Regions from separate parts of the Homo sapiens genome. Here region 2 is linked to region 1. Evidence: read pairs that join two places in POLR2A ChIA-PET (ENCODE). Cell type or tissue: HCT116. All regions are shown on one strand. Links, peaks and the distances in the headings refer to the core of each region. The heading gives the core; the rest is flanking DNA. Region 1 overlaps SYTL3 (synaptotagmin like 3). Region 2 overlaps LINC02901 (long intergenic non-protein coding RNA 2901).

The links. ChIA-PET counts read pairs that join two places held together with the same protein. Peaks named below come from ENCODE experiments on the same cell type or tissue, not always from the same donor. Only the 100,000 strongest peaks of a DNase experiment are listed, where the experiment ranks them.
Region 2: POLR2A ChIA-PET joins it to region 1 with 6 read pairs; 2 of 35 experiments call an interaction of 5 or more read pairs at or near these places.

What each region holds. Positions count from the first base shown.
Region 1 is chr6:158,728,918-158,733,305 of GRCh38, reverse strand. The region is part of intron 11 of SYTL3 (synaptotagmin like 3); the gene reads right to left. Among named protein-coding and RNA genes, the nearest start is that of MIR3918, 34 kb to the left of the region's middle. RefSeq lists enhancers at 1,946-3,145, 2,725-3,225. In HCT116, for the core only: no CTCF peak of the experiment used is centred there; DNase peaks (open chromatin) are centred at 2,575 and 3,874; H3K4me3 peaks cover 453 bases; H3K27ac peaks cover 4,000 bases.
Region 2 is chr6:158,898,296-158,902,683 of GRCh38, reverse strand. The region is part of intron 2 of LINC02901 (long intergenic non-protein coding RNA 2901); the gene reads right to left. Among named protein-coding and RNA genes, the nearest start is that of LINC02901, 31 kb to the right of the region's middle. In HCT116, for the core only: no CTCF peak of the experiment used is centred there; no DNase peak of the experiment used is centred there.

The sequences.
Region 1 (4,388 bases), core at 144-4,143:
AAAGGAAAAGAGAAAGTTGCTTGTGAAAGGACTTAGAAAAGTAATAATATTTCCAAATAAGGAAGGGGCATAGGCTGCGAGCTGTATGTGCCTGTGAACATATTCAGCACAAATATCTTCATTCAAGTACAAGAACACAGAACGTACTTATTTCTCTATATCTAACAGCTACATAGGATAGGGCTTAACAAAGAGTTATTAGCACAAAGCAAGGAGGCTTGAAGGAAGTTAGTTTTTAAAAGAAATTATTATTTTTAACATTATTATTATTACCAGAAAGGAAACTGAAAAGGAAACTTTTTACTTTCTACAATTCCCTCCTTTTGATTTTACAGTGTTTTTTTTTTTTTTCTTTTTAAACTTTTAAAACATGTTTTGGCTTAGCTGTTTTGCTTGAGTTTTTAAAAGAAAGAGTTTTTTTGGTTGATGAAATGCCAGGGTAAAAGGGATAGCCAATTGAACTACAGCATAAGTACTGCTTTAATTATTTGGCAGAGTGTCTAGTAAAGGTTTTTTACAATACTAACATACGTTCACTTGGAGATGAATAAGGGTGGACTGATGGGTTAGCTCTTGGAAGTGCCTGACGTTACTGCATCCTATTAAGTCTTTAAGGTACGCCAAATTTTTCCTTCGTCATTGGAGACACGAGGTAAAACTGGTCTTGGAAGATGGAGGCTGGATGGCCCTTGAGGGCTGACCTGCAGGGTACTGCACTTTAGGAAATAGCAGAGAGAGTCTGGCACAGTTTACTATCCTAGGCTGTGGGATTTTGAAAAGGACCTACTATGCAGTCTACGTCTTGTCGATTAGAGGACTGTCCGAGTGGAAAGGGGACAAGCTGGGCCTCTGGCCTACCGTGCGCACACGCGTAACAGTCGCTTTTATTTAGAGTGCGGATGGAATATTTAATCCATTTTAGCCAGGCATTTATATTTTGATACCTTGTCTTCATTGCTATCGTTTGCCTTAGGTTTTTCACCTTTACTATAGAGACTTCAGTCTTGTCCTTGTGCTTGGGAGGAGTGATTGATGGAGTGGTTGAAGGAGATTGACAACTAGAAGGAGTAATTCTTTTGGTGAAATGGATATATGGATTTAAGGACTGACAAAGACCTATGGAAGCAGTCTATTTTAAACCTTTAGTGTTGTATAGGACATTAGACTAAGCAGAACATAGAGATTTTGTTTCAGAAGGACAAGAGTCTGATTTTTACTAATACAGCTACTATTCTCTGGATTACTAGTATTCTTAAAGGAACTTACTATGTCTTCCTAATTTGAGGAAGTCCAAGAGGGACAGAGATATTTTTCTGAAGTAGTAAGCTGTTTTTGGTTATGTAAATCTTTATAAGGCATAATTAAACAGGCATTAAAAGTAATAACTTGAGGTGAGTTAGATTTAGTTATGTTGGCCAGGCACGGTGGCTCACGCCTGTAATCCCAGCACTTTGGAAGGCCAAGGTGGGTGGATCATGAGGTCAGGAGATCAAGATCATCCTGGCTAACACGGTGAAACCCCGTCTCTACTAAAAATACAAAAAATTAGCCAGGCATGGTGGCGGGCGCCTGTAGTCCTAGCTACTTGGGAGGCTGAGGCAGGAGAATGGCGTGAACCCGGGAGGCAGAACTTGCAGTGAGCTGAGATTGCACCCCTGCACTCCAGCCTGGGTGACAGAGCGAGACACCATCTCAACAACAACGACAACAAAAATTAGTTATAAGATGGGAAGTAAAGGGAAGAAAAGAAAAAGAGAGATAACTTTGGAACAATGGCCCATGATTCTGAAGGTGATGATGCTTTTTTGACTTGGGTATGATGTGTCCATCCTTTTTTTGCTGTGCAAAGGCAGTCTTGGTGGTTAGCAGCACAAGGTAGGGTCCTTCCTAGGCTAGCTTGAGTTTTTTTTCTTTTTATTTTTTGATGAGGACGTGGTCCCCAGGGTGGTGCTGTTGTGCTGGAAATTCTAGGGGTAGGACCTGTGCTAAAAGACTTTTAGTTTTTTTGTTTTGTTTTTTTTTGAGATGGAGTTTTGTTCTGTGGCCCAGGCTGGAGTACAATAGTGTGATCTCGGCTCACTGCAACCTCCGCCTCCCGGGTTCAAGCTATTCTCCTGCCTCAGCCTCCCGAGTAGCTGGGATTACAGGCGCCCGCCACCATGCCCGGCTAATTTTTTGTATTTTTAGTAGAGACATGGTTTCACTTTGTTGGCCAGGATGGTCTCGATCTCCTGACCTCGTGATCCACCTGCCTCAGCCTCCCAAAGTGCTGGGATTACAGGCGTGAGCCACCACGCCCGGCCCGAATATCTTTTTTACTACTGGAGGTTTGTGTGATGTTTAATCTCCCCCCTAATGGGGACTTTTCACCTCTTTTTAACCCTTAAGACATCCTGACTAAGGAATACTTCACCGCCCCACCCCGACCCGCCCCCTGGCGGCTTTTCTTTCTTCAGTCCTAAGGAATGCTTTACCGCCCCTGCGGTTTCTCTTACCTAGGTATGTCCTAACCAAGGAATGCTTTACCGCCCCGCAGCTTTTCTTTCCTTAGTCCTGACCACCAAGGAAATATTTTACCAGCTCCTCCGGTATTTCCTTCCTTGTCTTATGCATGAGGTTACCTGGCCCGCGTGGTATGTGAGGACCCTGCACTCCAGGTTACTGGCTGCTTTCTTTCCGCGTTGCTGAGAGTCCAGGTTTATTCGTCACACAGGGTGGGTCTCGATTCCTTACCCCAGAGGCCACCGCAACGAGGCAGTGGGGCGCCTCCTCATGAGAGAGGACTAGAGACCGCCCCTGGAGGAGTGTATCCCCGTACGGGCCACCATTTTGTTATAAGTAAAATGTTTATTTAGAAACAGAATGCTTGTTCCTTACTACTATAAGGAAAAATTAGCATTTAGACAAAAAGTTTTTTTAGCAGGGCAATTTTACTTTCTGCAGAAAGGGTGCTCCTTACAGATGGAACAATGACGACAGCACACCTGAACAATGGAGGGAAGCAATTTTTATCCTTTACGCAGCTTGTCCCCGCTGCTGTGTTTTGTCTCCATTGGCTGGAGCCAGACCTTACAATCTAAAACCTGACTGGCTAATAATTTAAAACTTTTAAAAATAGGTATAGGCAATAGAGAACAAAGGAAAAGAGGAAGTTGCTTGCAAAAGGACTTAGAAAAGTAGTATTTCCAAATAAGGAAGGGGCATAGGCTGCAAGCTGGAATGTGCCTGTGAGCATATTCAGCACAAATATCTTGGTTAAAGTACAAGGACACAGAATGTACTTATTCCTTTGTATCTAACAGCTACATAGGATAGGGCTTAACAAAGAGTTATGAGCACAAAGCAAGGAGGCTTGAAGAAAGTCTTTAAAAGAAATTATTATTTTTAACATTTATTATTATCCTTTAACAAAAAAAAGGAAACTTTAAAAAAAAAACGTTGGCCGGGTGCAGTAGCTTATATATGTAATCCCAGCACTTTGGGAGGCCAAGGCGAGCGGATCACAAGGTCAGGAGATCAAGACCATCCTGGCTAACACGGTGAAACCCTGTCTCTACTAAAAATACAAAAGATTAGCCGGGCGTGGTGGCGGGCGCCTGTAGTCCCAGCTACTCAGGAGGCTGAGGCAGGAGAATGGCGTGAACCAGAGAGGCGGAGCTTGCAGTGAGCTGAGATCGCACCACTAAACTCCAGCCTACGTGACAAAGCGAGACTCTGTCTCAAAAAAAAAAAAAAAAAAGAAAAAGAAAGTAAAGTACAGTACACTTGGAAAGGGGCTAAGCAGGCAGCTTGAAAGATCCAAGTATCCACATGTTGAAATGTAATTGCCAATGTGATAGTATGAAGAGGTGGGGCCTCTGGGAACTGAATAAGTCATGAGGGTGGGGCTCTAGTGAATGGGATTCAGGCCTTTATAAGAGGCTGCACACAGCACTGGACCCTCTTGCCCTTCCATCCTTTTCACCATGTGAGGAAGAGACTTAGAGCCATCTATGAGGAGCAGACCACTAGACACCAGTCCTGTCCATGCCTTGAGATCCTGAACTTCCCAGTGTCTAGGACCATGAAAAATAAATTTCTATTGTTTATAAATTACCCAGCCTGTGATATTTTGTTACAGCAACATGGATGGACTAACACAAGTGTTAATTGAAGCATTATGGCCCCTCACCCAAGAATCCACCTATTATACCATGCGTCACAATTCTAGGCAAAAAAGTAAACACTCAATGTTTTTTGTTTATTTGTTTTTTGAGACAGAGTCTCGCTCTGTCGCCCAGGCTGGAGTGCAGTGGCGTGATCTTGGTTCACAGAAAGCCCCACCTCCCAGGTTCACTCCATCCTCCTGCCTCAGCCTCCTGCCTCAGCCTCCTGAGTAGCTGGGACTA
Region 2 (4,388 bases), core at 81-4,080, 170 kb before region 1:
AATACAAAATTAGCCAGGTGTAGTGGCACGTGCCTGTAATCCCAGCTACTCAGGAGGCTGAGGCAGGAGAATCACTTGAACCCATGAGGCAGAGACTGCAGTGAGCCAAGATTGCGCCATTGCACTCCAGCCTGGGCAAAAAGAGCAAAACTCTGTCTCAAAAAAAGAAAAAAGAAAAAATAATAATATAAGTTGACTTCTCATAGTTCTGGTGTCTGGGAAGTCTAAGATCAAGGCACCAGCAGATGCCAAGATGGCACCTTGCTGCTGCGTCCTCACATGGTTGAAGGGACAAAGGCTGTATCTTCATATGGTGTAAAGGGAAAAAGGGCAAAGGGGCCCTTGAGCTTCTTTGATAAGGGCACTAATCCCACTCATGAGAGCAGAGCACTCATGACTTAATCACTTCCCCAAAAGCCCCACCTCTTAAACCTATCCCATTGGGTATTAGCTTTTAGTGTATCAACTTTGGAGGGACACAAACATTCAAACCATAGCCCCTCACATTGAACAGCTGAAGGCTGGTCAAATACAGTATGGCACATGCATAAAATGCAAAATTATGCAGACTTTAAAAAATCTATAGTAGAGAAGGTAGAGCACAATTCATGCCCTTGCTGGAACATCAAATTTTAACAACTGTCTGCTTGCAAAAAAGCACCGTCACAAGAACCAAAAGTCAGGTAAGCGATCACAGTACCTGGTTTTAACCTCATATCGCTAAAAGGGCCATTGAAGAGGCTCAGAGAGACAGTCTTGAATCACTGACGCCACCCCTCTCCCACCCCCGGCAGCAGCCATATGGAACAGAGAGATGATCTGTGCACTTTGGGAAAGGGAGAGCACAGCAACTAGGGGACTTCACACTGAACTCAGTGCTGCCATGTCACAGAAGAGAATAAAGCTGCGCTGGACTCAGCCAGTGCCTGTGCATGGAGGGAACATTTGCACCAGCCCTAGCCAGGGGGGAACTGCCCATCCCAACGGCTGGAACCTGAGTTTCTCGGCAGGCTCCACCACCGTGGGCTGAAGTGCTCTGTGCTCCTAGGTACCACCTAGGCCACAGTGAGGTAGAGCAACAAGCAGGCTCCTGGAGTCTCCAAGTCCAAGCCTAGGCGCTTGGACATTTCTGGACCTGCCCTGGGCCAGAGGGGTACCCACTGCCCTGAAGGGTGAGTCCCAGGCCTGGTAACATTCACCACAAGCTGACAGATGAGTCCTTGGGCTTTAGGTGAACATCAGCGGTTGCCTGGCAGAACCCACTGTGGACCAGTGGTGGTGGTGGCCACATGGAGAGGCTCCTCTCCCTGTGGAAAGGGCAGGGAAACGTGAGAAGGACTTTGTATTGTGGTTTGAGTGCCAGCTTAGCCACAGTAGACTAGAACATCAAGTAAATTGCTAAGGTTTTTTATTGCTATCCCTGGCTCCCAGACAGCATCTCTGGACATGCCCAGGGCCTGGGGGAACTCGCTGCCCTGAAGGGAAGGGTCTTGGGAAGGCCCGGTGCTGTGCTGACTTCAGGTCTGACCCAGTGCAGTCCCAGTGGTGATGGCCACGGGGGTGCTTGCATCACCACACTCCCAATTCCAAGTGGCTCATCACAGAGTGAGAAACCCATGTGTTTGGCAAAAAATAAGGGAAAAGAAGAAGAGTCTCTGCCTGGTAATCCAGAGAATTTTTCTGGATTTTATCCAGGACCACCAAGGTGGGATCTTTCTGAGTCTGCAAAAACAACTACATTATTGGGCTTGGGGCCTAAGTCCCTTCAAATAACTGGGAAGCCTTCCCAAGGAGGATGGGCACAAACAAGCCCAGATTGTGAAGACTACAATAAATACCTAATTCTCCAATGCAGACACCAACGAACATCTGCAAGCATCTGCACCATCCAGGAAAACACAACCTCCCCACATGAACTATGTAAGTCAGCAGGGACCAATCCTGAATAAACAGAGAAATATGACCTTAAAGACAGAATTCAAAATAGCTGTTTTGAGGAAACAAAGAAATTCAAAATAACACAGAGAAGGAATTCAGAATTCTATCAGATAAATTTAACAAAGAGAATGAAATAATTTAAAAGAATCGAGAAATTCTAGAGTTGAAAAATGCAATTGACATGCTGAAGAATGCGTCCGTCTCTTAATAGCAGAATTGATCAAGCAGAAGAATTAGTGAGCTTGAAGACAGGCTATTTGAAAATACACAGTCAGATAACACAGAGACAAAAGAAAACAGAATAAAAGGCCAGTTGCAGTGGCTCCTGCCTGTAATCCCAGCACTTTGGGAGGCCGAGGTGGGCGGATCATGAGGTCAAGAGTTTGAGACTAGCCTGGCCAACATGGTGAAACTCCATCTCTACTAAAAATACAAAAATTAGCCGGGGGCATGGTGGCACATGCCTGTAGTTCCAGCTACTCCGGAGGCTGAGGCAGGGGGATCGCTTGAACCTGGGAGGCGGAGGTTGCAGTGAGCTGAGATCGTGCCACTGCACTCCAGCCTGGGTGACAGAGTGAGACTCTGTCTCAAAAAAAAAAAAAAGAATAAAAACAATGAGGCATGCCTACCAGATCTAGAAAATAGCCTCAAAAGGGCAAATCTGTTATAGGCCTTGAAGAGGAGGTAGAGGAAGAGCTAGTGGTAGAATGTTTATTCAAAGGGATAGTATCAGAGAACTTCCCAAACCTACAGAAAGAACATTCAAATACAAGAAGGTTACAGAACACCAAGCAGATTTAACCAAAAGAAGACTACTTCAAGGTATTTAATAATCTAACTCCCAAAGATCAAGGATAAAGAAAGGATCCTAAAAGAAGCAAGAAAAACAAACAAACAACAACTACAAAAAAAAAAACAGTAACATACAGTGGAGCTCCAGTCTGGCAGCAGACTTTTCAGTGGAAACATTACAGGTCAGGGGAGAATGGCATGACATATTTAAAGTGCTAAAGGAAAAAAAAATTTTTTTTTTTGAGATGGAGTCTCACTGTGTTGCCCAGGCTGGAGTGCAGTGGTGCGATCTCGGCTCACTGCCAGCTCCACCTCCCAGGTTCACGCCATTCTCCTGCCTCAGCCTCCCGAGTAGCTGAGACTACAGACACCCGCCACCACGCCCGGCTAATTTTTTTTTTGTATTTTTTTTTAGTAGAGACGGGGTTTCGCCATGTTAGCCAGGATGGTCTCAATCTCCTGACCTCGTGATCTGCCCACCTCGGCCTCCCAAAGTGCTGGGATTACAGGCATGAGCCACTGCACCTGGCCAGGAAAAATTTTTTATAATAGTATATCCAGTGAAAATATCCTTCGAGCATGAAGGAGAAGTAAAGACATTCACAGACAAACAAAAGCTGAGGGATTACATCAACACCATACTTGTCCTGTAACAAATGCTAAAGGGATTTCTTCAATCAAAAAAGACATTAATGAGCAAAAGGAATCATCTGAAGGTACAAAACTCACTGGGAATAGTAGGCACATAGAAAAACAGAATAATATAACGCTGAAATTGTGATGCATAAACTACTCATCTTAAGTAGAAAGACCAAATGATGAACCAATCAAAAATAACTACAACTTTTCAAGGCATAGACAGTACAATAAGCCATAAAGGAAAATAACAAAAAGTTAAAAAGCAGGGGGATGGCCAGGCATGGGGGCTCACACCTGTAATCCCAGCACTTTGGGAGGCCGAGGCAGGCAGATCTCGATGTCAGGAGGTCGAGACCAGCCTGGACAACACAGTGAAACCCCATCTCTACTAAAAATACAAAAAGTAGCCAGGTATGGTGGCGGGCACCTGTAATCCTAGTTACTCAGGAGGCTGAGGCAGGAGAATCATTTGAACCCAGAAGGCAGAAGTTGCAGCAAGCCAAGATCGCAGCACCGCACACCAGCCTGGGCAACCGTGCAAGACTCTGTCTCAAAAAAAAAAAAAAAAAAAAAGCAGGGGGATGAAGTTAAACTGTAGAGTTTTTCTTTTTTTTTTTTTGAGATGGAGTCTCGCTCTGTCACCCAGGCTGGAATGCAGTGGCATGATCTCGGCTCACTGCAACCTCCACCTCCCAGGTTCAAGCGATTCTCCAGCCTCAGCCTCCTGAGTAGCTGGGATTACAGGCACATGCCACCACACCTGGCTAATTTTTGTATTTTTAGTAGAGACGAAGTTTCACCATGTTGGCCAGGATGGTCTTGAACTCCTGACCTCGTGATCCACCCACCTCAGCCTCCCAAAGTGATGGGATTACAGGCGTGAGCCACCGTGCCCAGCCTAAACTGTAGAGTTTATATTAGTATTTATTTGCATGTTTGTTTATGCAGTAAGTGTTGTCATCAGTTTAAAATAATGGGCTATAAGATAGTATTTGCAAGCCTCATGGTAACTTCAAATC